Linked DNA regions of Homo sapiens: regions 1, 2, 4 and 5 are each linked to region 3. A link is a contact called in ENCODE Hi-C or POLR2A ChIA-PET data. All regions are on one chromosome and are shown on one strand. Each heading gives the region's core, a stretch centred on a gene start or an enhancer-like site at or near the end of the contact. The rest is flanking DNA. Distances are from core to core; before and after follow the strand shown.

Evidence for each region. Hi-C counts contacts between places; a loop is a spot of excess contacts on that map. ChIA-PET counts read pairs that join two places held with the same protein, here RNA polymerase II (POLR2A). Pooled maps may share reads with other maps.
Region 1: a loop to region 3 is called in a map with no recorded cell type, with 5 times the contacts of the local background. The contact joins two enhancer-like sites. A Hi-C loop is called at or near these places in 13 of 37 single-sample maps with no recorded cell type and 4 of 50 pooled maps. POLR2A ChIA-PET finds 5 or more read pairs at or near these places in 1 of 52 experiments (WTC11).
Region 2: a pooled map shows a loop between it and region 3 (4-fold over the local background). The contact joins two enhancer-like sites. A Hi-C loop is called at or near these places in 7 of 37 single-sample maps with no recorded cell type and 3 of 50 pooled maps. POLR2A ChIA-PET finds 5 or more read pairs at or near these places in 5 of 52 experiments (GM12878, OCI-LY7, PC-3 and 2 more).
Region 4: a loop to region 3 is called in a map with no recorded cell type, with 6 times the contacts of the local background. The contact joins two enhancer-like sites. A Hi-C loop is called at or near these places in 1 of 168 maps with a recorded cell type or tissue (OCI-LY7), 28 of 37 single-sample maps with no recorded cell type and 5 of 50 pooled maps. POLR2A ChIA-PET finds 5 or more read pairs at or near these places in 1 of 52 experiments (GM12878).
Region 5: a map with no recorded cell type shows a loop between it and region 3 (5-fold over the local background). The contact joins two enhancer-like sites. A Hi-C loop is called at or near these places in 1 of 168 maps with a recorded cell type or tissue (PC-3), 2 of 37 single-sample maps with no recorded cell type and 4 of 50 pooled maps. POLR2A ChIA-PET finds 5 or more read pairs at or near these places in 2 of 52 experiments (GM12878 and WTC11).

What each region holds. Positions count from the first base shown.
Region 1 is chr5:78,571,174-78,576,023 of GRCh38, forward strand. The region is part of intron 2 of LHFPL2 (LHFPL tetraspan subfamily member 2); the gene reads right to left. Among named protein-coding and RNA genes, the nearest start is that of LHFPL2, 75 kb to the right of the region's middle. RefSeq lists an enhancer at 2,260-2,309. Within about 2 kb of position 3,023, at least 8 of the 41 ENCODE cell types and tissues checked have a DNase peak (open chromatin) inside an H3K27ac peak, as active enhancers do.
Region 2 is chr5:78,541,658-78,546,613 of GRCh38, forward strand. All of the region lies in intron 3 of LHFPL2 (LHFPL tetraspan subfamily member 2), which reads right to left. Among named protein-coding and RNA genes, the nearest start is that of LHFPL2, 100 kb to the right of the region's middle. RefSeq lists enhancers at 989-1,808, 1,809-2,626. Within about 2 kb of position 3,015, at least 2 of the 41 ENCODE cell types and tissues checked have a DNase peak (open chromatin) inside an H3K27ac peak, as active enhancers do.
Region 3 is chr5:78,725,753-78,730,425 of GRCh38, forward strand. All of the region lies in intron 3 of LOC124900191 (a long non-coding RNA gene), which reads right to left. Among named protein-coding and RNA genes, the nearest start is that of LHFPL2, 79 kb to the left of the region's middle. RefSeq lists enhancers at 2,034-2,328, 2,294-2,403. Within about 2 kb of position 2,144, at least 4 of the 41 ENCODE cell types and tissues checked have a DNase peak (open chromatin) inside an H3K27ac peak, as active enhancers do; they include GM12878 and OCI-LY7, where a contact is called at or near this core.
Region 4 is chr5:78,887,611-78,892,516 of GRCh38, forward strand. The region is part of intron 4 of ARSB (arylsulfatase B); the gene reads right to left. Among named protein-coding and RNA genes, the nearest start is that of ARSB, 95 kb to the right of the region's middle. Within about 2 kb of position 1,366, at least 6 of the 41 ENCODE cell types and tissues checked have a DNase peak (open chromatin) inside an H3K27ac peak, as active enhancers do; they include OCI-LY7, where a contact is called at or near this core.
Region 5 is chr5:78,590,063-78,594,906 of GRCh38, forward strand. All of the region lies in intron 2 of LHFPL2 (LHFPL tetraspan subfamily member 2), which reads right to left. Among named protein-coding and RNA genes, the nearest start is that of LHFPL2, 56 kb to the right of the region's middle. Within about 2 kb of position 1,394, at least 7 of the 41 ENCODE cell types and tissues checked have a DNase peak (open chromatin) inside an H3K27ac peak, as active enhancers do; they include GM12878, where a contact is called at or near this core.

The sequences.
Region 1 (4,850 bases), core at 1,773-4,272, 150 kb before region 3:
GAGTTTGCTGCACACTGCCCATCACAGGTCATGGTGCTGTGCTCCTCTCCTTTTTTTGGCCTGTGTGGACCCTGAACTCGATGCTGCATTCTGCAAACCTCAGATTTGAGGCCCAGGGCATCTGCCTCTGTAACTATTTTGCCTCTATATCCTTCCCAACTCCATGCATGAAACTCTGCTCAAGACCCAACTTCAGTGTCATCTTCCACGCAGCCTTCTCTGAACCCACCCTCGCCTCTGCCCTCTCCGTGCCACCCTTCTCTGAGCTCACGCAGCTCAGAGAGTGGTAGGGGTCACATCCACCATACTAATAATTATTCGCTTGTCTAACTCCCTGTTTCAAGTCCATCCACTCATCTCATGGCTCACATTTACAAACTGTGGCTTGGGGTGACATCCAAAAATGACCAAAACAGTCCTTGACTGGGAAGGACTAACAGAGGGTGAGGCAGGCCCCCCCAAATCACAGATATTCATACTCATCCCTTGCTTCATTCAAATCTCCATGCAAATGTTATCTCCTTCCCTGACCACCCTTGCTAAAAGTGCAACACACCCCTCTGTGCCTCCAGCACTGCCTGTCCACAGCTCTCACCACTGCCTGGAGCCCATCATATGGATGGATAAGGTGGATATACAGAGACAGAAATGTCTAGCTAGGTAAGTACAGAAATAGATCTGAATTTTTAAGTTAGTTGTCTATCCACTAGGATGTAAGCTCCCTGCAGACAAGGCTTTTAATCAGTTTTGGTCTGTGATATGTAGATCCCTAACACCAGTAATAGTGCCTGAGAAATAACGCACTCTCTCAGTAAATATCAGTTGATGAATACACGCGTGGGCAGATGATAATGTCTTGACCAAATGCTGGGGGGAAAGGAGATCAGACGAGATAGGGAGGACATTTTGCTCTGTTGAAGCTTTTAAGGTTTGAAGTACCTAGCTGGGCAACCAGGTAGGGGGGATTCCAGTAGCACAGGCAATATAGTTTGGAAAACTGCAAACATATAGGAGGTGACTGAAGTCACCTATGAAGTTTCCTATGACTGAAGTCATATGAAAGAGTGAGATTACCCCCAGAAAAGCATGTGAAGTAATTAAGGAAAGAGCTGGCTACTATACAGTAAAAAGAAAAAATAGCATCTACCTCAGAGGTATGTATGTATTAAAAGAGTTAGGGCATGTGAAATATCTGAGCTATCTCTTCAAAGCTTAGCCAAATAATTCTACAAAGTACATTTTATATACATATATATATATGTATGTATGTGTATATATATGTATGTGTATATACATGTGTATATATATGTGTATATATATGTGTGTATATATATATATACACACACATATATATATATACACACACATATATATATACTAACTAAATATATGAGGACATTGTAAGACTGTGAAAGACCACTTTCAGTGCCAAATGACAAGTATTTGGGTACAGCATGGACCTAAAAATTGAACATTTACACCAGGCTGTGTTTTTCTTTTTTAGGGCTAGGAGTTACTCAAGAGTTGTTCAGAGTTTAACAGATATACTATTTAACAGATACGGAGTTTAATAGATAATCCTGCATTATCTACAGCAGCAGTCCCCAACCTTTTTGCCACCAGGGACCTGTTTCCTGGAATACAATTTTTCTGTGGGCAATGGGTAAGGGAGAGATGGTTTCGGGATGAAACTGTTCCACCTTAGATCATCAGGCATTAGATTCTCATAAGGAGCATACAACTTAGATTCCTCGCACGCACGGTTCACAATAGGGTTTGTGCTCCTATGAGAATCTAATGCTGCTGCTGAGCTGACAGAAGGTGGAGCTCAGGCCGTAATGCTCGCTCGCCTGGTCCTGCTGTGCAGCTTGGGTCCCAAAAAGGCTTGGGCACCCAAGACCTACAGTGTGAAATAACACTGCATTGCTTCTCATTATCTAGTGGGGAAGAGAAAACAGGCAGGAACTCAATTTCCTGGAACGGGGAGTACAAGGAAAAAACTCATTTCTACAAGATCCATGAACAGAATTGTCTACCATGGTGGGTGCAAGCACTATCGTGACAGCCTTAAACCCAATCCATGAGGAGAAAAACTTCTTGGCACAGACTAAAAAGTAGTGACAAATGTGGCATTTGAGCTAAACTGAAAGGATGACTTAAATGTAAAGGTCCAATTTTAAGATAGGAAAAAATACTGGTTGGCTTAGGTGGTTAGCTTTTAAGTTTGCAACTAACTATAGCTTAGCTAAAAATAACCACCCCAAGTGAATGGCAGGGAAACAAGCGTCACTACAGCTGCCCCACTTAGAAGAGTTGGTCAGGGAAGTTGAGGCCAACACACTCAACCGCTGAAACAGCAGGGAAGGGCATGTTGGAGGTATCTCTGCAGAGGGGGTCTCTCAACAGAGGGACCTGTAAGTTTCACTGGTTAGGCAGAGGAGGAAGTGAGCAGAGCTCCTGCACAGCCTGTCTCTGCTTTCATCTTTTTTCCCCCCATGTTAGAATTTGACTTAAAATTTTGAAGAAAGCACTCACTGTTGAAACAAACACTTTGGAAGCCATTGCCCTGGACCCAAATAATTCTGGGGGAAAAATAAATCACAAGTTTTAAAATTCTAATTTTTATGTCCATTTTTAAATTGATTCAAGATTATCTTGATGGCTACCATGGGGGTAGGTTTGTGCATAGATTAAGAAGTGTGTAAGTTTTAGAATTCTGTAATGTTTGAATTTTGTATAATAGGAATGAACACTTGTCTCATCAAAAGTGCCTAACTAAGATCGTTTACTTCAAACTACTTGTGTTTCCTATATTTTATAGGAAACAAATTGTAACTAAATCCAATAGAAGCAAATACCCAAAACAGAAGAAAATTTCTCTTTTAATGCCAGCTCTTCTCCCAATTCCCAAAGAGGAGGAGAGTACGCTCACGATGAGAACTATGAAGCATTATTTACATAATGTCTGTTCTAACTTAGAGGAGGAAGTTTTGTCTTCAGACTGAAGAGGCCCACTAACAGTGGGCGTGAAGATACTGGTCCGTGGGGAGTATTTCACATTTCCCTTTAGCTGTTAAAGACGTGGGGAGGGTGCCCTCTGTACACCAGGCCCAGCCCTCCAGCAGCAGGGCAAAGGCCCAGCTTGGCCCCAGGAGGAGAGGCTGAGCTGGGATATCCTTCCATGCCCTCTAACCCTTCCCTGTGACCCATGGCACACATGTGAGAGCCAGTTGGTTGGGGTTAAAAGTACAGTCTGGCCAGAGGGCCCAGCTCAGCTAACTGGCCCACATACCAACTGAACCCTGACCCTGGCCTCACCATCTCCATTCTCTAACCAAATGTGTTAATTGGCTGCAGATTCTTGAACTATGTCTCAGATGCATTTCCCAACTAAGAACAACAAAAAAGTGATGGGACATAATTTTGTCTAGTAAGGGAAAACGGTTTTAACCAAACCACTGCTGATCAGCAAATTCAACAATCAGTGGTAAACAACCACCTACAATTGATTGAAGTCCTTTTCCCCACAAGATTTTTCTGTGCTAACAGGTTGCAGATGGCTCGCTGAAACCTTCAGAAAACACTGTCCTCAGAGGCAATTCTGCTGATGCATGTTTTGGTTCCTGAGCTTTCGCTTACATGAAGTGAAGGCTATTCATGCTAAAGCAGGGTGATTCTTCCTCTCTCCAGACCTGTTCTTGCTGAGCGTCACCAAACACCTCACCACCTCAGTCTCTCTGTGTGACTCAGAACTGCTGGCTGTCAGAGCAGGAAGGACCTCAGAGAGACTCTGGCCCAAAGTCATCATTTCATAAAAGAATCGAGAGACGTAAAGTGACCAAAGGTCTTGGTGGCAGAGCTAGGGACCGCTAAACAGACACTGCTTCCTAATCCTGTGTTCTTGCCAGTGGATTATAAAACAGGCTGCTCAGCTGTGCCTCAGGGACCACGTGGCAAGAAGGAGGCTGCAGGCAACCCCCACAGGGCAGCAGCTCTTGATCTGTTTCCTATATTAGGGTTAAACACAAGATTTCATTTGAAAGAAAGGGTTTTGCTGTAAATAAACAAACACCTTGAAAACCACCACATGGAGGGCCAGGCACAGTGGCCCTCCCATGTAATCCCAGCACTTTGGGAGGCCGAGGTGCGTGGATCACAAGGTCAGGAGATCGAGACCATCCTGGCTAATATGGTGAAACCCCGTCTCTACTAAAAATACAAAAAAATTAGCCGGGCGTGGTGGCACGCACCTGTAGTCCCAGCTACTCGGGAGGCTGAGGCAGGAGAATCACTTGAACCTGGGAGGCGGAGGTTGCAGTGAGCCAAGATTGCGCCACTGCACTCCAGCCTGGTGACAGAGCGAGACTCCATCTCAAAAAAAGAAAAAAAGAAAAACCCACATGGCAAAACTAACTCCACAAAATGTCAAAAGAGAGAAATAACTAAAAACATAGGTTTTATTTTAATGAATGTGTCTTTTTAAAATGGAACAAGCAAAGAAAACAGCACTAAAACAAAATGTTATAGCTTAAGAGTTCTCTCCTTTATTTTTCCCTGACCAGGAAAATAACACACACACTACAAAAGACAAAGAGAAGAAAAACAAAGGGAAGATAGTGTAATTTAGTTTCTAGGTCTCTGGAAAAGTCTTCATCCTGCACAGACTGGACAATTTCAAGAAGTAGAGTCGCAGAGGTCATTTAATCTTCTAATTTAAATTTGTAAAACTTTCTTTTTGGAGACAGGGTCTTGCTCTGTCACCTATGCTGGAGCGCAGTGGCCTGGTGCAATCTTACAGGGATGAGCCACTGTGCCCAGCCAAAATATGTAAGATAAATCTGGCCGGGCGC
Region 2 (4,956 bases), core at 1,765-4,264, 180 kb before region 3:
AAAACAGATCTCAGCCTTCCGGTGACTGGGGATCCAATAACACTCAAGAGGGGGAAGAACATAAAACATAAATCCATAAAATACTGTGCTGCAAAAGCCACACAAAAGAGAACTTTCAGTTCAGACTTGCATGGCAGGAAAATGGTCATAAGTAAAGCAGCCTTGGAGTGCCTGCGACCTGATTAGGAGGAGGGCAGCCGCTAGCTTGTGCCCACCTAGCCTGAAGATGGTAGAAGCCAGAACCACAGTGGTTAAGTTACATTTTTTTTATAAAAAGCATCTCACTTTAAAAAATATCTTTCTATGGTGGAAATAATGTTAGAATACCTAGAGTTTGAATTATGACAAGGGTCCATTTCAAAAGGGAAGCCATTTGCAACTGTAGAATCCTTAAATTACAGGAATTTAATAGCTCTGCGACCCTTTGGATTTGTTTTAAAAGACCACTGTCATTAAGCTTTTTTTTTTTTTAATGTCATTAAGCTTTTGTCCAACTCCTTCCACATCCTTCAAAAATAAATTCTCCAGCACTATGTGCCAGCTCTGATCTCCAGCAGGCCTCACATCACCCCAGGGCTGGCTTTCCCCAGTGGGGTCCCTTGAGAGGCTCCAGTTTCTGAATGGGAAATGCTGCTGTGACCACACCAGTAGGCCAATCAAAGAAGCCCACTCTTACAGAGCTGCCACATCCAAGCGCCCTTGTCCCTTTGTCCCCTTTGTCGAATCCACAAGCAAAGGCTGCTTGTAAATGGCTTCCTGGGACTTCCAGGAATCACCCTAGTGGGCTTCTCCAGCTCTGCTGCTCTGCTTGCATCCCGGGGGCTGGGAGGCTCTGACAGAGCTGAGCCTTCCCCCTGATCTGGGCAGTTCCAGCCAAATGGATTTCCTGCTGAAGCCCACCTCCACGCCGTGCTCATGCCACCTCTTCCACCCTCATCTCCACATGCACACCTCTCGCCTGCCCTTCAAGAGACAGCTCAAGGCCACCTCTTCCAGGGAAGCCTTGCCTTTCAGACTGCTTCTCCCACTGAAAGGGGTCTGGTCTCTATCTGGGCCACTTTGATGGTATAGGTACTCTCTACAGCCTGGTGGACTTCAGAGGACACCTTTGCTCCCTTACTAGACAGTGCACATGCACCCTGAGGTCCAAATCCTCAGGACTCACCTTCACATCCCCTACAGGGCCTCACACTCAGTGAATGCTCCTTAAGTGCCAATGGTGATATGGAAGGTAGAAAGAAATTACTTAGGCAGATAGTGAGGGTAAAAGAGTCCTCTTTTAACAAAACGCAGCCCAAGAAATTATTTTTTCCTAACAAAGAGCAGCCTGAAAAATCGAGCTGCAAGCAAAGACAGGCAAGCTGGAAGCTTGCATGGGGGAATGCCAGCAGCTGTGTTAAAGGAATAGGCAGCATGGTGCAGGCCAGGCAGAGAACCTACCTGCATAATAAAAGATGGTGGGGGGCTACCAGAAATTTGCACCCTATGCAAATGGCACACCTGGTCCAACCAATCTTTTGTGCCCTATGTAAACCAGACACCACCTCCTCACCCGGCATCTATAAAACCCTTTGCATTTCACCGCAGATCGGCAACCTGTTTGGGACCCCTCTCTCTGCAACAGAGACAGCCATTCTCTTTCTTCTGCCTTTTAAATTTCTCCTCCTAACCTCATTCCTTGTGTGTCCACGTCCTTGATTTCCTCAGTGAGACAACGAACTTCAGGTATCACCCCAGACAACGAGGCTGCTTCAGTGGGAATCTCCCTGGGGCTCTGTCCCTACAAGCAGGGGCACAGCATGCATCCACAGAGCTCTCTGGGCTCCAGGTGGGCCTCCACCTGGCCATTCTCCCTCACTGCCCCTCTGAGAGAGTGCGGCACAGTAGGAGAGCCAAGCCCTCAGCCTTGTCCCTGAGAGAATCCTCAGACCCCAGGCCTGGCCTTCTGGCTGCAGGGATGAGGTCAGGAGCCAGCAAAGCCCAGGGCAGCCCCACTAGGGCTGCAGGTCCCAGAAATCCCCAGGATACAGGGGACCAAGGTGAGGCTGAAGAGCGACCCTTTCCTCAGCAAGTCAAGTCACCTTCAGGAACACACAGCTGGAGGACTAAGGGAGACAGGTGAGATGTGTGTATAGTGACAAGGACAAAATAGGAAGATTAGAGCAAGACATCATGCCATTGCTGCACGTGAACTAAAGGCAGAGAAGATGACTTGGGACGGGAGGTGGAGGGGAGAGTCTGACTTTGCCTTTGATTGTCTCTTGCAATTCCAGGTGGAGATAGCAGAGACTCAGAATGGTGGAAGTCAATCTACCTCCAGTGGCAGATATGCCCAGGTGAGAGGGGCAGGCTGGCAAGCACTCTTCCCTGGCTCTAGTGAAGGGCACTGAGGGAGTGCTGAGGACAATCACTGACCACCCACCAGTGCCAGGACAGCAATGGCTTGACCTGCCCATTCAGAGTCCCTTGTTATGGCAGCTTCCCACGTGGCTGTCTTCCAGATATAGTTTGTCCTCTTACTTGAAGCCCCCAACCTGTGAGAACTTCAACACCCCAGCTGCTGTAGACAGTAAACTCCAAGAGGGGATCATGTGTCTCTCCCACAGGCAACACTGCATCCTTGCACAGGCATCTGGCACACAGAGCAGGTCTGCAATAAATATCTATTGCACGACACCTCAGAGGGTAAAGCAGAGCTCAGGTCTTTGGTTTTGCATCATTACAGGTAGCACATTTTGAACACAATATACAAAAGCAAATCGGCTTCAGCACTCCTGAATTGACATAGTAGGGGACAGGGGTAGACATAAAAAAAAATCTCTAAATGAAAACTAATAGTGGCTTTCTTATAGGGCTACCATTTTTACAGTAAAACTTTAGCTGGGAAAACCTCTGTTGTGATTTTTGTTAATAGGATGTATATGTAGCAGTTGTCTGAATCTTCAAGTAGCTGATCTGTGCGGATGCAGTGACGGAGCCACAGCTTGCTGACCGCAGCAGTTTTAAAGTGACTCATCAGCAAGGTCAGGCCACCTTGGTGGGAAACTGGGGCCAAAGGCAGAAAAGTGTGCCAGGAAGTCCCAGGCCATCTTCTTACACACACACACACACACGTATACACACACACACCCCAAAACAGAAAAAAAAATCCAGCTGAAATGAACGTTCCAGCCTGCATTTAACTCCATTTTAGTCTGCTTTTCAGTAACCAGGACAGCGACAAGCTTTTCTTTCTTGTCTTTTCTTTTTTTAAAAGAAAAAATTCCCTAACCAAAATATGGAATTCATCTGCATTGTAATCCCAAGTGGAGAGTGCACGCATTTCCTCTGGATCGTGCATCACTCACTCCCACTCTCTCTCATTTCTCATGGACAATGAATGGAAACACTCCCTTGTAGGAATTTCAACCGCCACTTTGAGACAGATGTTTTGGAAACCACTGACAAGCTGCTTGTCACTGTGAGGCGGATCATACACTTTCACAGCCATTTGGTCCAAAACCACGCAGAGAGCGCTTCTTCACGTCCAGCTCCAATACGATCTGCAGGGTATTAGATGGCTGATACTTAGCCACTTCTTCATGTCCCCCTTACCCAACACATTCCCCATCAGGAGGCAACACCGAAGGCTCTATCTCAGCAAAGTCACCATTGTCTGCTATAGAATCAAGAGTAGGATTTCTCTGTGAAGATCCAGCATGGTCCAAGCCTTCAATGAAAACACTACTTTCAGGAAGAGAGTTAGGCACTTGGGAAAGAAAATGAACATTTTTAAGCCACCAAGGTACTGTTCATAAATGTCTGCTAGGCAAATGGGGACCTCATGGCTTGAAAGAGTTATTATTCAATACTTCCCAAGCACCCACATAAGTTCATGTTTCTCCCTGAGGGCCTCACTTGCTCCATGAGACGAACTCACTACAGCGTTCATCTTGTTTAAAAAGACTTGGTGTGATGCGTGGAGGCCGATCATTCGAGCCACCTGGATGTGCTGTGAAATAGTTTCTCAAGCAGTCCCAGCTTTTCCAAATGCACCTATCAAAACAAACCTAAGTGCCTGTTAAATTCACTCTTTAGGAGACCTACTTTGTTCCAACAGAGTCAACTGACCGAAGATAACTTTCTGCAGAATCTAAGACACTCGCCTGAACAATCTTATTGGCCAGAATAAAGAATAAGACACTGGTTCATATACATTTGGAAGGGTATGAAGTCAGTCAAGGGCAGACCCTCAAAAAGACTCATCCTTACTTCTCAGTCTTTAGCTAAGGCCATGATACAGAGGCTGAAATGAAGAAACTAAGATACAATCTGAGAAAAATACCCAAACTTTAAAACTTAAAACCTGTGCAAAAGTTGCTCTCCTATACCTTGGTCATGTTACTTACTGAGTTCTAATTTCTACGGTACCACTAAAAACTCTGGAGTGACCGTCTGTGAGCCATTAAACCCAAGCACAAACGCACACTTTCAGGGCTGTACATGTCTGCGTAGTTTTTGCACACATTGTTAAGATTATACTGCTGGCTTATTTTCTCTATATTCTCTTTTCTACGATAAAGATCATTTACATGCAACATTAAATTTCAACTTTATATGGGGCAATTTTTGAGTGGATTGATCATAAAGCCGCATCTCTGGCAGGAAAGACACTTTTCAAAGTAGCCGTTCTGAGGCACTCCACTCACTAAAACCATGAGAGGGACACGGCAGCAGTGTATGCAAGGGCATCGGCTCTAGCCAAGAGGGCCTATCCCCACCCCCACTACTTTATCCTTGGGCAAACCACTCAACCTCAAGACTCAGCTTCCCCATGCATGAAACAGGGATAATAATAGAACCTACATTTTGTAGGATGAGCAATGCATCCTAGAAACAGTGATCAACAAATGGAAAGCTCTCCATAAATGATATTTTTTATCACATGATTCTCAGTAACCTCGACTCCAGGACTTG
Region 3 (4,673 bases), core at 894-3,393:
ATGTTGGCCAGGCTGGTCTCGAACTCCTGACCTCAGGTGATCTGTCTGCCTCGGCCTCTGAAAGTGCTGGGATTACAGGCATGAGCCACCACACCTGGCTATGAACTTTAGCTTGGACTCAATCTGGACCATGCTCCCATGCCCTGGTCCCCAATATTCTTTGTGAAGAAGGATAACAGAAACATGGCAGCTGCATTCTAATATTGGAAGGGTGATTATGGAGCAGAAGGGGCACAGAGGCTCTTTGAAGCTCTAGGGGACAAAACTAGGTTGGGTGGAAAGTAGAATAGCTTACTTCAGAAGCAGAGAGTTCTCTGCCCTTGGCAATATTCACTTGTGGGGATGGCTGTGGGATCGAGCATGGAAAGCAGAGATAGTCAGTGACAGTGTCCTTGTCAGAAGGTTCTGTGACCGTATGTATTTCCAGGGTTGACTCTGTATCTACATGGCATGATTTATGGGTGTCCTGAACATTCTTTTTTCTTTTTTTTGAGATGGAGTCTTGCTCTGTCACCCAGGCTACAGTGCAATGGTACAATTTCGGCTCATTGCAACCTCTGCCTCCCAGGTTCAGGTGATACTCCTGCTTCAGCCTCCCAAGTAGCTAGGACTACAGGTGTGTGCCACCTTGCCCAGCTAATTTTTGTATTTTTAGTAGAGACGGGGTTTCACCATGTTGGCCAGGCTGGTCTTGAACTCCTGACCTCAGGTGATACACCCACCTTGGCCTCCCAAAGTGCTGGGATTACAGATGTGAGCTACCGTGCCTGGCCAATGGTGTCCTGAACATTCTGCCTCCACATCAACAATCTTGATCATGGCTGTAGCCACGGGGCCCAGGACGGGGCCTGGCACATTGCAGGCACTCAGTAAATGTTTGTTGCAATGAATGAATGAACCAACCTGGCTGCAGTGGCTGCTCCTTTGCTCTCCACTTTTAGAGACTATGGACCAGCAGACATGCTGGACTTTGACCAGGGCCTGGTGGGAAGTGCTGAGAACTGCTGGCTTCTTATTTCACAGAATTATCCATTTTCTGTTGTTTCTTGGGAGGGCCCTTGGTCTTAGCTTTCACACAGTGGTATGTAGAATGAACTGGGAGACAGCCAATTTAGGCTTTTTCATCTACCAAACAAACCAAATCCATAACATTTGATTTGATGGATGGAATCCCCGGTGGATGATTTCACTCAGCCCTTTAAACAATGGAATGAGACCACTGGCCTCCTGCAGACTTTCTCTTGATGGGGGGTGAGGGAGGAGTGGTGGTCTGGAATGGGGAGATAAGTGGTAAAGGATGGAGGCTGGGTGCAGTGGCTCACGCTTGTAATCCCAGCACTTTGGGAGGCCAGGGTGGGCAGATCACGAGGTCAGGAGATAGAGACCATCCTGGCTAACTTGGTGAAACCCTGTCTCTACTAAAAATACAAAAATTAGCCAGGTGTGGTGGTGCACACCTGTAGTTCCAGCTACTCGGGAGGCTGAGGCAGGAGAATCACTTGAACCCGGGAGGTGGAGGTTGCAGTGAGCCAAGATTGCACCACTGCACTCCAGCCTGGGTGACAGAGCAAGACTCCATCTCAAAAAAGAAAACAAAAACAAAAACAAACTTGGCCGGGTGTGGTGGCTCACGCCTGTAATCCCAGCACTGTGGGAGGCTGCGGCAGGTGGATCACTTGAGGTCAGGAGTTCGAGAGCAGCCTAGCCAATGTGGCGAAACCCTGTCTCTACCAAAAATGTAAAAAATTAGCTGAGTGTCGTGGCGGGCTCCTGTAATCCCAGCTACTCGGGAGGCTGAGGCAGGAGAATTGCTTGAACCTGAGAGGCGGAGGTTGCAGTGAGCCGAGATTGAGCCCCTGCACTCCAACCTGGGTGACAGAGTGAGACTCCATCTCAAAAACAAACAAACAAACAAACAAACAAACAAAAAACCCTCTACAAAATGGCATTTTAGGACTTTATAATATTAATATTTTTGGCTGCTTTAATGAGTATGAGTAGCTGTTCCATAAGCAGATACTATGTCACATAGGGTAGATTTCAAGCCACTGCTTTAGAAGATGGTATGCTTGAATTGATTGTACACCTGAGGACTGAAGTTGAAACCACCAGCTAGAAGTGAATGCTTTTTGCTTTGTCATGGGCCAGTGGACTTTGCCTGGGAATCTCCCCTGAGCTGAGGCCAGCAAAGGTTGCACTCTGAAAGAGTATGAAAGGGTGGCGATATGTCTCATTGGTGAACCAGGTAATGGAAAATGCCTCTCCTCATCCTGCACAAGAATGCCAAACATCAGCCACAGTGCTCCCTTTTCTTTTGTACCAGTGTGGTTTATAGAAACTGGACAGTATCAGTGGACATTTTCTCTGGGCTTTTAAGGGGAACACATTGTATCTTGAGGCATTTCATCTGCAGAACCTGTACTTAGAACAAAGAAAAACTTCTGCGTGCTCGGTAAACAAAAGATGCCCAGTTTCCCTTCCCCATATTGCCAGCTGCCATGACACACAGTTTGGCCTCAGCCCACTCAACCACAGGTGAATTTGACCACAACCATACACCCTCGCAACCTACCAACTACAGTGACCTAGAGATAGCACTTTCTAAATGTAAAATGTCATTAATATGAGTGTTTATTGTCTAGCAATAAAGTTATGCCTATCATCAAAGTATCCAGGATCCAGAGGGAATGGAATAGGGCAGTAATTTTGAATCTGGTTGTGATAAAAGCCCAAAGCTAGACAGGCAAGAGGAGCGTAAGTGGCATGGCTTTAGCCTGCGTACTCTCAGGGTCTTATCTGCTGTCAGCCAGGTAGGAGCCTGTGGCTTTAATTCTACCTCCCCAACTTCCCACCTCACCCCCAGAACTAAACTGCCATCGGTCTCATATACCCTCCTCTGTCCCCAGTGACTGAAGTCACCTCCAACCAGGCTGTGACTACCAGCCTTCCTTTTTCCCTTCATGATTTTTCCAAGTGAAGGGACTAAATGAAAATATAAAGCAAGTCTTGTGATTTTTCTGAGGCTACATAAACTACCTGCCTCATTCCAGTGAGCTCTGCAGGGGTGTAACCTCCATTTTAACAAGGTTATGATATACTAACCCTCACCCCATCACCCCACAATTCTCTTCTCTCACCATGGACTAAATATTTTTCTTTGTTCCCCCAAAGGAAGCTTACTCCGTAAAGATTTCTGAAAAAAAAAAAATTTTTTTTAAAGGAAAATGTGCCAGGGCAGAGATGGAGGAGGTGGTAGGGCAGGCTGGGAGGGTGGGGTAGGGAGGTCCACAGGCCTCCCTGTTCACATCACACAGAACGTCCCTTAGAAAAACCCTCTAGAGGCCAGGCACAATGGCACATGCCTGTAATCTCAGCACTTTGGGAGGCTGAGGCGGGTGGATGGCAAGGTCAAGAAATCAAGACTATCCTGGCCAACATGGTGGAACCCCATCTCTACTAAAAGTACAAAAATTAGCTGGGTGTGGTGGCGTGTGCCTGTAGTCCCAGCTACTCAGGAGGCTGAGGCAGGAGTATTGCTTGAACCTGAGAGGCAGAGGTTGCAGTGAGCAGAGATCGTGCCACTGCACTCCAGCCTGGCGACAGAGCAAGACTCCGTCTCAAAAAAAAAAAAAAAAAAAAAAAAAAGAAAAAGAAAAAGAAAAGCCCCCTAGACATATCTCTCCCCACCCCCACCCTCCATGTCCCCTGCCTCCGTCTTCTGAAAGCTCCCTTTGCATCAACATTCTAACCTTTCCCTTCATCCCAAACTCCCCATCCCGAATACCTCATCCCTTCTCTCATGCAAAGTAAGTTAGTTCCTGGGCCTGCAGAGACAAGATGACTTTATGGTTCATAAACAAGAGCTCTCCCAGCTACCAGGAGCCCCACTAGTGGAAACATTTTAAATACCTGATCATTTTCCTGGGTTTAAAATTTTTTTTGTTTCGGTTACCTGCACAAACTCATCCAGACAAATTGTACATGGCCTCCCTGGAGGTCCCCCTTGCCAAGCTGAGCCCACAACTTTGATGGTGGCAGCTTCTCGCTATGCCACACTGATTTCTGAAATGAGCTCGAGTCCACAAGTGGACCCCCACTGACCCCCCAGGTAATACACCCCTCAGTTCAGATTCAAAGCTTTTGGGGACCCCACTCACGGGTGGCTTCTAGGTACGCAGCCTTCGTGGCAGCACAGGCCGCATGGCTAGAATGCTCCTGCCTGTGGTTTAATCCTCTGCTGTTGCCATCTTTAATTTTTAATTTTTATGGGTACATAGTAGTTATATATATTTATGGGGTATGTGAGATATTTTGATACAGGCATACAATGCATAATAATTACAACAGGGTAAATGGGGTATCCATCACCTCAAGCATTTATCATTTCTTTATGTTATGAACATTCCAATTATACTCTTTGTTATTTTTAAATGTACTATAAATTATTGTTGACTATAGTCACCCTGTTGTGCTATGAAATACTAGATCTTATTCATTCTATTTAACTATATTTATGCACCATTAACCTTCCCCCCTTTCCCTCCCCTATCCACTACCCTCCTCGGCCTCTGGTAACCATCATTCTATTCTCTATCTCCATGAATTCAATTATTTTGGTTTTTAGCCCCCACAAATGAGTGAGAGCATGCAAAGTTTGTCTTTGTGTGCCTGGC
Region 4 (4,906 bases), core at 116-2,615, 160 kb after region 3:
TAGTAACTGCTGTTGTTCTTAAAATTTACAACAACCCAAATAGTTTAGTATTATAACCATTTTGTCACGTTTTTTAAAAGGAAGTTTGAAAAAGCCAAACAGTGAATAGATGGCAATGCTAGGATTCCAACAAGGTCTGTGTGACACCCCAGGCCTCTGCCCCTAGAGCACCACACTCCTGCTATCCCTAGTATAGAGTGGGCTCACACATGTAGGCCACATAAACTTTCACTTCCTGATGAAAACCACAAGTACGGTCAACCTCAGCAAAGTGTACACTCTTCCTATGAGTGTACATAGGAAGTTATTTCAAGGTAATGGTAATTCCTTTTAGAGAAGGCTTAGCTGCTGTTGGGGAAGAAATTCAAGGCTCTACTGCCAAGGAAACTTTTGGTGGCGCCCTTAACACACCAGTTCTCAGTTCTTTTCTGTGCTTCTCGAAAGGGAGTAGAGAAGAGTCTTGAGTTAGATCAGGTGAGGAAACAATTCTTCAACACATGGGTCGGTGACAGACAATCTCATCATTTGACATCACAGACTTACAAGAATCTTTCTTCAAACCTCCCCACATCACTTCTTGACAAAAACTCAAGGCCCAAACATTCACTCAGGCCAGTTGTTGAAATACACATTCCATTTCATATTGAAGCTGAGCAGACCCGTATATTCAAAACAACAAAAGGTCACCATCAGTAGAAAGAAGAAATTCCTCCATGTTCATGATACTGCACAGAGTAGCAATCACTCATAACCAATGTATCGAAACTTAGAAGAAGGTGCTATTCATGTGATACAAAAATACACTGGAAAGAAATACCTACACTCTTCCCGTGATATCAAGAAAGGCTGAGACAGAACGATTATTTCACTCTGTTGTCTGGATTGCTGTAAGTGATGCTGGCTCAATACTTTAGAAGAAGCCTGTTGTCTCTGTTTTAAATAGATACACTTCTCTGAGGTATTATGTAGTGTCCTTCAGTTGCACATATTTGTTAGTGCTCAACGGAAAGTATTGGATGAAGATGGTGGTGGAAATAAGAGTGGAGATGATGGGGACAAGGGTGGCTGGATCTGGAATCTGATTCTAGGAGCAGCTCTTCAGTTATGACTCAGATAGGAAAATTCTCCGGGTTGTACAGAGAATTTGGCCACTTTTGCTACTGTAGGAAAGGGAAGGTGTTTCCACATATCATTAGGGGAGGCCACGGATGTAGTAAGTGTGACTGTTTTTGCAATTAGTTCTCTGTGATGTTTTGCCATTAGCAATAAGCGATTCTATCAACAGTTATTCTTTTTAAGAGCACTCCAAAGAGAAAGCACTGTCAATGGACACATGTGCAACTTCTCCAAGGCTCTCCTGGCATAGCGCCAACTGCAGATGTGGCCTCAGCAGAAGGGCAGTTCAGCTTCGCCTGTCCTTGTACCCCCACAGATGGCACCTGGCCGATGGTTGCCACTTATCAGCAATGGGGCAGAATCCACTGAGTTAGGACATTAGTTGGTTAACTATATGAGAAATAGGGTGCGGTCCATAAGTTCTAGTTCAGTCTCCTGGGTATTTCAAAGAATTCAACATAAAACTGGTAGGAGTAGCAACAAGAATAAAATAAGCTCTTTTGCAACAAGGTGGAAAAGGGAGTTTCCTATATTGCTCACTGAAGTTTGACATAAATTAGAATTTAAAAAGACAATGGAACCATCAGCATTTCAAAGACGTTTCTTCTCATTTTCCCTTCTAGTTTTATTTTTCGGCAAAAGTTAATTTCTTTCTTGTTAAGAATTCATATTCAAGAGAAATTTTTGTTTCATTTCCTGACTGACATATGAAAAAAATTCCAAATCAAAATAAGATGACGCCAGCTCCTAAAAGAAGCAAAGAAACGTTTTTTCAGGGAGATGGTTTTGCAGCAATGTTTTGGCACAGGGAAAATCTAATTATAAGGCCTTTACTGTCTAGAAAAGAAATGTCAAAGTAAGACAAACATTATCATATACAGACCGTAAATCTCACTTTATTATTCACTATTGAACAAAAATAACTGTCAAAAAGTCATGGAAAAATATTGGTTTGCCAAAGATCTAAGCAAAAACATTAAGTATATGACAATGAAGCCTCATCCATATCCAGCTGATAAAAATCAAAATGAAACCATGACAACAGCATTAATTTTTAGAACTACTCCCCAAACAATTTAATGTGTGGCTTGGCCGTGGAGGGCTGCCCTGAAACATCATCTCTACCCCAACATCCCTGTGCATGCTTCAGCTGGGGCTTACCCTAGTCATCCTTCCCAACCTGACTCAAAGATCACAAAAGGAAAAGCAAGGAAGGCTCTAGCAGCCTCATACCAAGCCTGGACATCTCTTTGAACACGGCCCTGATGCAAGGGTGACTAACAGATGAGTAGGCAACATCGTTTCAAAAATGGAGAAGCCTCTTTGTCCCAGAAAAGTATCTGCTTGTTGATGGTTGATTCTTTGGATTTTTTTTTAAATTACTGAGAGGCAAACTGGAGTGCTAATATATGTCTTAGTACACATCTAAAGGATTCGGTAAATTCAATCTTCTCCTGCTAAAAGATTTTGGAGACATTATCTACCTAGATATTCAAATTACATTCTGATATTCTCAAATCTTATCTTTTTTTTTTTTTTTTTGAGACAAAGTCTCACTCCTCCAACCAGGATGGAGTGCAGTGGCAGGATCACAGCTCACTGCAGCCTCGATCTCCTGGGCTCAATCAATCCTCCCACTTCAGCCTCCCAAGTAGCTGGGACTACAAGTGTGTGCCACCACGCTTGGCTACTCTTTCCCTGTTGCACTACATTGAATCATTTCTGACAGAATGTGCATTTGATTCTGCCAAGTCTACCTTTAAAACAGCTTTCCAATCATCCCCCCTTCTGCAGCCCATTGCTTTAGGTCAGGCACTCCTCTGTCTGGGCTCCTGGGCTAATTTATATACCGCTTCAAGTTCCCACCAGAGGTGTTTGTAAAACCCAAAATCAATCAGGCCACATGCATGTTTAAAGACCTGATTGCTTTCCAATCAGGGAAAAAGTTCCAACTTCAGGCCCACATATAGAATCCTTCATATCTGCCCCCAACCTCCTTTTTGGGTATCAACTCCTGTCCTCCCCCATAAAAAGTGCCCTGAGCTTCAGTCACGTAGAACTAACTTCTCCCTGTTGTTAGAATATGTCATGCCCTTTCATGCTAATTTTGCCTTTGCACATGTTGGCTCCCTTGCCTAAAGTGCCACGGGTTAAAGATCATATCTTCTGTGAACCTGCCACTTAGTGCCCTAGATGGTCTTCATCTCTGCTCTGTATTTCTGCTACATTTTATGTGCACATTTTCTACTATACTTAGCTCTGTCTATTGTTAATCAGTTGTTCATGGCTTTGTCTTCCCCATGAACTCTGCTTCTCAAGAGCAAAAAGTTTCTTAATGTTTTTATTTCCAAGACCTAGCACAGGACCTACCACACAGAAGGGCTCAATGATTTGGAGGAACAAATAATTAGGGAAAAGGCCACTCACCGAAAATAGAGGTTAAAGGCACTAAACATTAACTTAGGTCACTGCATTGTTTTTTCTAAGCCTTTGTCCAGCTACTCTGTGACCTTGACTTTTCATTGGCTATTCTACATACTGCTGCTTAAACTATAGGAGCTGGCAAGGGGTGCTCTTGGACCCCAGTGAGAATTTAAGTAAATCAAACCCTCAAATATCAGAATTGTTTGTCTAATCTGGTCCCTGGTCAGTTATGTTGGAGTCTAAGAGGGTTGATTGGGAGCATTTCAAGAAGCATCAGTCTTGGCCTGGAAGAAAGAACTCACTTATTCCTTTAACACATCTTTCTTGAGTGCTGCCATGTTCCAGGGACCACTCCAGATCTGGAAAAAGGGCAGCAAACAGGATGGACAAGGTCCTGTCCCTCACGGAGTGAGTGAGAAAAAGAGATAAGATCTCTCCATTCATGGGAGGCAATGACTGGGCTTTGTGGAGGAGCTGAAACCATAAGGACAGGACAGAGCCAGCCAAGTGACCACCAGAGAGATGAGAGCCCAGGCACAGGGAGCAGGAGGCCTTATGCAATCGCACATTAGAGACTAGGGTGTCTGTGTCAAGGCTGCTTCTTAATTAAAGACTAGTTATACTATTAGGTATACTCTGCTGCCAGAAGTTAAGGAAAACTTGAGCTAAATGATGACTAGGTATAAACAAAAAGGTATAGGTCTAGGTGTTTTATGACCATCATCACTTTCCCCTATCACCCCTACTGCCCCATGTCTAATTTCACTGAAATGCAGGGAACTGAGAGGAGCTAAGCACTGTGGGTTTGGGCAAGTACTCAATCTCTGAGCCTAAGTTTCCTTATTTGAGAAATGAGGATAACAAAATACCCACCTTAATATTGTGCCTGGCATAGAAGCAGTGCTAAATAATATTAGCTATTTTTATGTATGCTAGTCATCAGCACCAGCAAAGTACACAGAACAGAATAGGCTCCTATCTGGATATTTACTAAACATATATTAGATTTAAGTATCATAGCCACACTCCAAAACATCACGTTTTCATAAGACCAAAGTATTCTAAGCATAGAGTCCTCCTAGATTGCATTCTCTATTCTTTTTTTTTTTTTTTTTTTTTTTTTGAGACAGTGTCTCACTCTGTCTCCCAGGCTGGAGTACAGTGGTGCAATCTTGGCTCACTGCAACCTCCGCCTCCAGGGTTCAAGCGATTCTCATGCCTCAACTTCCTGAGTAGCTGGGTCTACAGGTGCCCACCACCATGCCCAGCTAATTTTTGCATTTTTAGTGAAGACAGGGTTTCGCCTTGTCGGCCAGGCTGGTCTTGAACTCCAGACCTCAGGTGATTCATCCACCTCGGCTTCCCA
Region 5 (4,844 bases), core at 144-2,643, 140 kb before region 3:
CATTATGAAACTTGCCTGCTACGAAATGCTCTTGCATCATTATACAAACACCCACACTTTCACACACATGGCTCTACTAGAGCTCGTTCCTCATGATAGCTCTTTTTCATCCCTTTTGGTCCAGGAAGACCTAGCCAGGAACAACAACAACAACAACAACAACAAACGGGCAACAGTGTTAGAGGTATGTTGTAATGAAAAGCTACTTTCAGGTCATTATCTTTCCGCCTTGACAAGTATCTGGCAAGAGAGCAGATACAAACATAAGCAAAATGAAATCAAGGTCTTTATACTGTACCTAGAACTTTAAAGTCACTTTACCTTGCCTCTTCATTTTTTCTAACTATATTGAAATCATTTTTCCTTCTGATTTCACATATTTTTTTAACAACTAATAAATACTATAAGTAAAGTTTGTACCAAAGATAGTGTGGTGGGATGTTATTCAATTTTTTTTTCCAGTTTAGAACTGGGTCTTCCTCCTGAGAAGAATCACAGAGGCATACAATTCTCTCTTAAAATTTAAGTGTAAAATTGTTGGACAATTTATTTTTTGAAACATCTATGATGTTACTCTTGGATTTAATAAAAGTCAATGTACTCATGCTACGAAGGGCCTTTTACCCAGAATACATTTATATTTCACTAAACAGTCATACGAAACCTAGAAATAGTTGTATCATCCATGCTGGAACATTTAGTCTTACCAAAATAATGTAGAACAGCGTAAAGTCATAATACGTCTCTAGAAGATGTTCTCTAAATGGATAATGCAGATCATGTTTTTTGTTACCACTGGTTTATAGCTAAGAATGTTTCCTAGTCTCTCAAAGGCCTCCGATTCTATTTAGGGATCTTTGACCCTTTATACCTGGGGGTTTGTGACATTTCTGAGAAAATCAAACTGTTTACCAGTAAAAATTAGACAAATATTTCTGAGCCAAATATTTCTATTTTTTTGCCATAAAAAGTTAGCCAAATATTTAACCTAGTGACAAAATGAATGCACTAATTTGTGGTGGAAGAGGGAAATCTGACTTCCTACTTTTGTAAAATCTCCTCAGGCTTAGTCCCTATCTATACAGAAAGAAACTCCCAGGAAGTAAAACGCTAATGACTTGGTGTGTACATGTAAGTTTACAGAAAAAAATGAAGACGAGGGCCTAACCCCCTAATGACCAATGTTTGTTCCCATGACCAAACAACAAATGAAATTCAAAGAACGGGGGAAGCAGTTGACCTCAAGTGCCCTGCAACATTTTTCCCTTTGCAGCTTTTGAAACCGTTTAGTTTCTTTATCTTTATTAGGACATTTTCCTCATCAAATTAATGAGTCACTAAACAAAAGGCTTACTAAAATGTTTACCTCTGAGAATAAACTATCTGGTAAGACTCTAGGAGAAAAGACGAGTCATAATTTGCCATTGCTTTTCAATGAAATCATCTGGGAAAAGCAAGGCAGAAAGTGGGGGTAGGAAGAGAGGATGACAACATAAAATTCAAAGCAAATCCCGAGGCCAACTCTGAGAAAATGTTTGTGATCCTTTGTGTCCTGTAATCCTTGACATTGTCGCGTCTACCCTCCTGCCTTTATGGAACACTTTCTTTCTGACAATTATTAAATAAGACATTCTTGTGGAACACTTAGCTTTGTTAAAACCAACTCTGGTACAAGGGAAAGGAGGGGAGGAGAAGCCAGGAGACCTTGTGCCATGGGGGCTGCAGAAACAGAAAGGAAGCTTACTAGTTGAGGCAGCAAGAGCAAACACAAGGCACATGTAGAACACGGATAGGAGAAAAATAAAGGGCAGCACATATAATCACCAGGTTTTCTTATTGTTCTTTCTGGGCACACACAACTGGCATGAACATGTGGTTGACAGGTCTGAGAACTGATTCCTAGAGACAGAGCTGGCGCAGGAGGGCTGGGAAGTGGGCACTATCTGCTCCATCTGGAGAGTGTCTGAAAGACGTGGTTCCCTTCAACTCATTTTCATTTGATGGTCTTTTCCCAGTGCTCAAGAGCACAGTCTTCAATTAACAGGCAGTACAATAGTCCTTTAACAAGCAACATGGACCTACAATGAGGGGTCAAAGAGAAGTCAAATGCGTGGCAACAGAACTCCAGCCAGGAAATTCTGGAAGACTTCAGAAGTACTCAGACACGGCAAGGCATTCTCTCCCAAACGCTCAGGAAGGACAGAGAGCACCTCTCTCAAAGGAGTGCGGGATGGATGCCTCAGATTTCAGAGGTAGCCTCTGCAGATCCACAGCAAATTCTACTGAGGGAATTCTTTCCTCTAGAAGACGCTCTAAGAGTAACAAAAAGTAAGAGCTAATTTGGGTTTGTCTCCTGTGTGGTTTCTACTTCTCAGTGCAAACTGCATAAATTCTCTGCCCAGTGCGGGAAGCAGGGTGCTTTTTCCTTCTCTCTCCACCAAAGTTTCACAATTATGTACGAGACTGGCCCTTCTTGAGCATCTTTTGCTTTCTTCACTTCCACTTTCATCTACATTAAGTTCTGCCTGATTACTCTTCAACTTAGTGAAAAATTCAGATACACACACACACACACACATTACTCTTCAACTTAGTGAAAAATTCAGATACACACACACACACACACACACACACATTACTCTTCAACTTAGTGAAAAATTCAGATACACACACACACACACACACACACACATTACTCTTCAACTTAGTGAAAAATTCAGATACACACACACACACACACAATCAGCTGAATTACTCCTGGCCATCCAGATTACTCTTTCTGAATTTTAAAAATTATTCAGAATGAGGAGTTATTGTTTCTTGGGTACAGAGTTTCAGTTTTGCAAGATAAAAGAGTTCTGGAGCTGGTGGTGATGGTTGCACAACAGTGTGAAAACATTCAATACTATGAACTGTATGCTTGAAATGTACATTTTATGTTATGTGTATTTTATCACAATTAAAAACAAAAGCCAACAGGTGCTCCCATGCCTGGTTTTGGCAACTCGCGCATAATCTCTGTCCCCGGTGTCTGGTTGGAAGCAGTCACTACACAGCAGTTCCAGGACACTACCGGGTGCTGACATTCACGGGGGGCGAAAGGAGATGCCAGCTGCTGCTCACAGTGAGTGCTTTTCCCGGGGAGCAGACACAGTATCTGCATCAGACACTCCTGATTCACTTCTCATCCCCATGGGAATCAGGAGAAAGATTTCACAGCCCTCAAGTAAGACATCTAGGTTCCTGGAATTAAGGAAAAGAAGAGCTAAAGTCAAGAGTGCAAGGTCCTGAGATCCCTGGTGACATCTTTCCACCTCTTGTTTTCGATTGAGGAAGACAGCCTGGGGACTTAAAGGCCCCAGCTGTCTCTCCCGAGCACCTCTCCCTTCACACTCCAAAAACAGTATCATTTTCATGACAAAAAGCTCTTTTAAAAAATGCTCCATAAGGTCCTCACAGACCTGGTCCCTGTCTCCAGAAGGTCATGGTTTATGATATACCATTGTGACCATGCTAGTTGAAACATATGGGTAACAGGTGAGCGTACTAAATCAATATTTGAACAAGCAATGATGTATTTATAGTACATCTGGTAGTGGTCAAGGATACACTCTTTGGGAGAAGAGGCAACCTGAGAAGTAACCAGACCAGAGACTGGAAGGACCAAGTGTGTGTGGAAGAACCTGAGAGCTCCATACACAGCCTAGAGGAGCAAGGCTGGACCAATTGTCTATGAAGGCCTCACTCACAAACCAGACGGCATGACTGTCCCCAGTCCTTCCCTACTCTGAAACCTATCCACAAGCTGACCCAGGGAACCCTGCTTGATGAGGCAAGAAGGAGGGGGGATGGAGAGGATATCTCATTCCTATTCGTCTTCAAGGTAACACACACAAAAATAGCAAACTCTTGCATACTGCTTGTTATGAACACTCTTCCAATAACTCGTAGATAGGAACTCATTTAAGCCTCACCAGCCCAGGTACTATTTTATGCACTGACAGAGAAACCAAGATAGAAAAAGGTTAAGGAGCTTGCCCAAGGTTTCAGAGCTAGTTAAGTATGGGGGCCAGACAGTTATCCTGGCTCTTAGCCTTTATGCAATCCTGCTTCTCTAAAACAATGGCTATTTCTGTAACACTAGACAAGAAGAGAGGCTTAAAGACATTCGGCCCTATGTAGCATGTTAACTCTGTTCCCCTATTTTTAGGGGGAGAGGCAGCATAGCTTTGTATAGACATCCTCCGACTCAACTTGGGCAGGATGTCAGCTAACTGTGTGGCCTTGGACACATTAATTAACTATTAGCTATTCACTGTATCTGTAATATACGCTGTCTAATGTATCTGTAAGGGTTAAATCAAGTTTCTAGCACATACATAATAGATAGAAGCTATTATTCACCCAGGTGAAAGCTCTAAAAACAAGCAGCTGACACACAGCCACCATCTAACAAATTAATCAAAATCCTGTAATAAAGTAATAGTGGCTATAAGCTTAAACTGGCACACAGCAGTCAGTTCATAGCCAGAGCCCTACAAATCATGAACAGTTCCTTCACTACACTGTTTGGGTAGGGATTCTATAATTTTTCCTAAGTGTTCCCCTGGGATAAGAACCAAGACACAAGAAAGAGAAAAGGGACAAACTTACAAGTTAGCAGAATGTTTTACTTGAAAACACAGTGCAAAAGTTGAAGGTAAAAAAACTTGACATTTTATAATAGTCTTTGTTTGATTCTAGAAAGCCAAACAGTCCCTAATTACTAAATCACATATAGAATGGACATAGCCGCCAACGACCAAAGAAAGAATATAAATTGCATGTCACATCTCAACTTCAGA